2 separate regions of the Homo sapiens genome follow, and region 2 is linked to region 1. The links are chromatin loops, found by intact Hi-C in ENCODE. Cell type or tissue: OCI-LY7. All regions are shown on one strand. Links, peaks and the distances in the headings refer to the core of each region. The heading gives the core; the rest is flanking DNA.

Region 1 (2,931 bases), core at 212-2,711:
CGATCCTCCTGCCTTGACCTCCCTAAGTGCTGGGAAAAAGAGCCAATGTGCCTCACCTCATGTGCTGTTTTCATTTACCAGGAAAAGCGGGATTTGGTGTGGAACTCGGAACTTACTTGTCAGGCACTATCTACAACACCCATCACCAGCAGGGTAGGTGTTCCTGGTGTAGGAGAGGGCACTGTGAAGGGAGGCAACATGCCATTACAGTGGTCAGCCAGAAGGATCCCATGAAGGAATATGATGAGAGTCATTCCTGCCCAGTCCTCACCAGGGACAGGTGCAGCTGCCAATAGAGGCCCATTCATCTTTAGGAGGCTATAGTCATCACATTTATTCAGTAGCAAATATGGATTGTTAGGCTAAACAGACCATAATTTAGAACGGCAGTCTCTTAATTGTGCCATTGGTATTCATCACTGTAATAAAATTGTCTAATTGAAAAAGCTATATTGACAAACCAACAAGCAGTACATTGATTTAGTAGCAGTTTTGAATTATTAAGTCTGCAATGTTTTATTCCATAGAACGTTTATATTTTTCATTAGATAGGTCTTCTCTTAAAAGGGGCTGAGGGGTTATTTTGGAAAACTCTTCAGACTGAAGTAAGGATTGCTTCAAGTATGGGAAGATTTGTGGATTCTGAAAAGCCATTTGGTTTTCTGTATGTACTGGATGTGCGTATGTGTGTGTGTGTGTATTTGTGTAGACTAATTTCCCTAGATGATCTGAGCCAAAAATGAAAATTTAAAGTTTGTTCTACTAGTCCTGTGAACTGAGGTCACCAATTGGGAAAGAAAGGATGAGGAGTCAATGTACAAGCCCACCTACCTGGTTGCACTGACCCATGCAGAAAGAACAGCCACTGTGGTAGTGAGCAAGGGCTCTGCGGTGACAGTCTACAGCACATGATGGGGACCACAGCAAGTACTCAATGGGACTGGTGTATTGTTTATATGATTGAAAGGGGTGCTGTGTTATTTAGAAATAGTATTTACCTGCATGTAGCAAAGACCTGGAAAATAATGGGTTAATTCTCCCATATAATGAAAGTCAAGCTGTAGGTAGTCTAAAGTTGCATAGTGTCTCTCCATGATTCAGGCTCCATTCTTTTTTCTCCACTACCCCTATCCTCAAGATGATTTCATGGTTCATGATGACTGCAAGGACCTTGCCATCAAACCACTGAGAAGGTTTGAAGAAGGAATAAAGATAGAAGGGTGGAAAGTGGCACATCTTCCAGTAAGTGGCACTGCAGCACACCCCACACGACACTTTCATTCATAGTTCAGCGGACAGAAGTTAGTCATGTGACTACACTTAGCTCAGAGTGAGACTGTGAAATGTTGCCTTTGGCTAGGCATACCACCGCTCTGAAATAAAATAGGGATTCTTTCAGTATAGAATTTGGGAAAATTAATATTAAGTTGGCATTAGTAGTCTCTGTCACAAACACATTACATTAGCATGGCTTTTGGTGGAGACAAATTGGCAACATCCATCAAAATGTTAAATATTCATACCCCTTGAACCAATAAGTATAAATTTACTCAGAAATATGTGCACATATACAAGTATATATATGCTTATTATAGCACAGCAGTATTAATAATATCAAAATATTGGAAGCAACCTAAAGGTCTATCAATGGTAAAATTGTTTAATAAATTGTGGTATGTACCACAGAATACTATTCGGCTATGAAGGAAGAATGAGGTGACTATAAGTACTGAAAGGCAAAATGACATATTATTAATTAAAAAAGCAAGTTGCAGAGTAATAGTGTATTTCCCTTAGTAGAATTGTATTATACACATCCCTGGGGATGGGTCCGAATCTTTGCAGGCAGAGGAATGAACTCGTGTAATTTGAAAGAGGTCCCAGAAACTCTAAAAGAAAATAATAGTAATGAGTGCAAACCGAATCCCCAGTACAAATACATGAGTGAATTGTTACCACATAGAAAGTGGTAACAATATTATTTTCAGAAGAGCTCTGCTTGTACCAAGCTTGCATCAAAGTATTGGATGGGTCAATCTGACATAAAGCCTTCGTAGCACATCTAATGGTGAAACTGGCATGGGAAGGGCGTCAGTGCCGCTTCTGGGTGAATGGTGAACAGGACTCTGAAGTAATATTCCACTACAATGGCAATATAATCAGATTATAACTTTTTTTAAATACGTTGAGCTCTTACAAGAAACAAAGGGAACTTTCCAATGTCAACAAAACAAAATAAAACAACATGCAAACATGCATAGTAAGCTAAAGCTAGCATTGAGTGGTAAGCAAACTGCAAAACTTGGAGGAGAAATGCCAGTGTCAGTCACAAATGAGGGATTGAAAGCTAAGCTCTGAGGCTGCTGCCAGGCCCTGTGTCCTAATTAAGGAGGCTAAAGCTGTCCCTTGTTGTTAGCATACGTAATTCCAGAAATATATAAATTCAAATCCCTTTTGAGGAAGGTGTCATTAATTCAGGATTTCAGGATTCCTATAGACTATGTGAAACCAAATGGATAATTATGATGAAAAAATCCCCAAATATACAAAGAAACAAAAGACATAATGATGATATGAGTTAGGACTAAGTTTAGCCTCACACAGCAGAACAAACAAATAATGGTGGCTTAGACACACACAGTTTTATTTGTTTTCATCTAAAAGACGTCATGAGATAGGTGTCCAGGACAGATTCATCAGAAATTCATCAGGGACCTGTTTCTTTACAGTTTATGAATCATCTCAGATCTACGTTATGCTCCTTGTTCTTGTGACCCAAGATGGCAGCTAGAGCTCCAGATGCTCACATTCCAGGCCAATTGTGGAAGGAAAGGGATGAAGGGCAGGCCTATTTAAAAAAAAACAAAACCAAAACATTCTGAAGTTTGCACACAGTACTGCCACTTAAAATTTATTGTCAAAAATTTAACC
Region 2 (2,931 bases), core at 277-2,776, 380 kb after region 1:
ACACAAAGTAGCACAAGTGAGTTTGTGACTATGGCATATTTGCTTTTTTTTTTTTTTTTTTTGCATATGCTCTTCTCATTTCATAAGACTTGCTTGTATCACCACAACTGACTCTCTTGCATCTTGAAAACATCACACAAGAGCTAGAATGAATGATCCGTTCTGACTTTATGATTAGAAATGCAAGAATTTATTAGGTGTTACCAACAATTCAACTTTGAAACAGATATTTCCTACTACTTTTCTTGCAAGCTTCTGGGTAAATTTAGTTGAACAGAAATCCAAGTTGTAAGACAAGTTGTTTTAAAACAAAACTGTTGCCATTTCCAACTACTTAGCTAGATGAATGAGTATTTTCTAAATATTGTGCTACTAAGTGAAAATAACATAATACTTTGGATGCTGAGGATAATATGTTTGTAATTATTCAAAGTTTTTACATTAATCAAATCAGTCTTAGAGCCAGCAGTGATATATTTTATATTATACGTAGCATATTTGAACTCATGAAGTAAATATATACTAGTGAAGTTCTGCTTTTATTTGTTTTAGGATTCCATACAAGATTTCATTTTCATCAAGGGTAACCTTGTTTAAAAGGCAAGAAAAAATACCAGGTTCGATGACCTTCAAGATTCCTTGTAGCTAGAACACCCTGGAATCTTCCAAGGTGGGTGTGAGCAAGGTTCAGGGAAGAGTGAGTTGGGAAAGTGAAGGGTAGCTGATTTGAGCACCAGCATCTGCATTCAGCTCAGGACCTTTCCTTTCCCTTTTTAACTGAGAGGACTAAGTGTCTAGGGACACACATACCCTATGTAGAACATCACATATGGTCAAGATTTCAGCTATACAAATGAGTGGTCCCAGGAAAATGCCATGGTTATCAAACAATGCTGCAAAGGTTTTTAAAAATATTTTTATGCTGGGTGTGATGGCTCAAGCTTGTAATCTCAGCTCTTTGGGAGGCCAAGGTAGGAGAATTGTTTGAGGCCAGGAGTTCAAGACCAGCCTGGGAAACATAGTGAGATCTCATCTGCAAAAAAAATTTAGAAAATAAAAAAATTAGCCAGATATGGTGGTGAGTGCCTCTAGTCCCAGCTACTTGCGAGGCTGAGGTGGGAGGATTACTTAAGGCCATGAGTTTGAGATTGCAGTGAGCTATGATCATACCACTGCACTCCAGTCTGAGTGACAGAGTGAAACCCTGTCTCTTATGAATGAATGAATGAATGAATGAATGAATGAATACATACATACATAAATAAAACTTTTATAGAGCATAGTATAATTATTTTGAAATTTGCTAAAATTCAATTAAAATGTATTGCATTTCCCTGGACACCTTTTCTCTGGAACAAATCTCTTCTGGAGCCAGTATCTGATAGAATGTATGGGAGGATGCGGCCTGGGACTGGATTGGGGTGGGTGTGTATGCCAGGCATGGGGAGTGGTGCTGCCATCTTCTGGCTGGCATTGGGGCTGTGCACAGTTGGAAACAGGGGCCCTGATTTGTTTCAGCTGCCACCTTTAGATGCCACACTCATCAGAGCTTATCATATTCCCAAGGCCCTCGTTGGATGTGGGGCACTGTGGGCTGGCCATGACCACTGGTTCTGGAGGTGGACAGCACCAATCAGGCTTGTAGAGCATGAAAAGATAGAACAGAGAGGAGCTGCCTGGCTGTCGGCCCTGCCTTATCCCAATGGCTCCTCCCCTTAGGATAAGAAGGAAGGGTTGGATCTGGAATGCTGGAGGGAGGTAGCTCCCAGTGTTTTCCCTGGGACTGTATTCATCCATTGATTTCAGGCTTGAGTGTTTTGACTGGAGGACTAGTGGGGAAGAGGTGATGCTCTTTTGATTCTGACCTTACTTATCGTATCAGTTAGGATAAATGTTCACCTATATATGTAACAGAGGCCCCAGACAAAAGTGACTTAAATAAGATAGACTTTATTTTTCCTTCCTATAATAGCCAGGAAGTAGGAGGCCCAGGGCTGGCATGGAGCTCTGTTCAACAAGGTTGTCTAAAGACCCAGCTACTTCTGCTTTGTTTTGCTTTATCTTTAGTGTGTTTTCCTTATAAGAATGAATGGTCCAAAGTAGCTCCTCCATATCCATGACCCAGATAAGAGGATGGAGAAAAGAGGAGAGAGGGCCGTTACCATCTAAGAACACAGCCTGGAATTTGATTACATGACTTCTGCTCATATTCCCCTGTCCAGAACTTGGTTAGATGGTAATGCATAGCTGCAGAGGAGACTGGGAATATACCAAGATAAAAATAGTGGATTCTATTATTTTGAAAGAGAATGGAAGAATGGAATAGGGATACAATTAGCTGACTTTTCAAGGGTGTTCAATGAAGCACAGAACACTGTGCTATTATTTGGAGCTCTGCAAACCTAGAATCCACCACAAAGGTAGGTGGCCAAGATTGGCAGGCATAGAGTTCAGGAGGGAAGCCTGAGAGCCCCTGATCTCATGGCTGGCACTTTACTGCCATGCTTATCAGTATTTATTTTTCTCAGATATGGACAATTCCAATTTCCACTAGCCTCTGCAACTCCTTGAGGATATCAAGGCAAGAAGGGCTGGTCTAGATGCTCAAAGAATCCCAACGTGTAAGCCAGGGTATTTCAAACATGCCCTAAGTGCCGTAGACTTCTGGGTGTAGGCAGAATAAATGGAAAACAAGGGCTTTTTAACCTAAATTCCATTCTTCACTTGGCTACTTAATAAAGTATTAAGTAGTCTTATATATTTTTATTGCTTTGTCTATGTAAGATTTCTGGCTAAAAATATAGTTTTTACACTTCTGAGCCATGAGAATTGAAACACCCACAACTCAGAAAAGAGACTAAGTGACATATTAAACACTAGACTAGAGACTAAATGACATATTAAACACTAATGCCATAATATCATATGTCA

What was found. Peaks named below come from ENCODE experiments on the same cell type or tissue, not always from the same donor. Only the 100,000 strongest peaks of a DNase experiment are listed, where the experiment ranks them.
Region 2: it touches region 1 in a loop (9-fold over the local background); 1 of 110 quality-filtered maps calls a loop at or near these places.

Annotation. Positions count from the first base shown.
Region 1 is chr2:68,108,638-68,111,568 of GRCh38, reverse strand. It overlaps LOC105374789 (a long non-coding RNA gene), which reads left to right. Exons shown (of 3, transcript XR_940223.3): 1 at 1-1,242. Among named protein-coding and RNA genes, the nearest start is that of C1D, 47 kb to the right of the region's middle. In OCI-LY7, for the core only: a CTCF peak has its summit at 1,218; a DNase peak (open chromatin) is centred at 1,268.
Region 2 is chr2:67,732,362-67,735,292 of GRCh38, reverse strand. No RefSeq gene overlaps it. Among named protein-coding and RNA genes, the nearest start is that of LINC01812, 92 kb to the left of the region's middle. In OCI-LY7, for the core only: a CTCF peak has its summit at 1,461 (motif pointing left); a DNase peak (open chromatin) is centred at 1,452.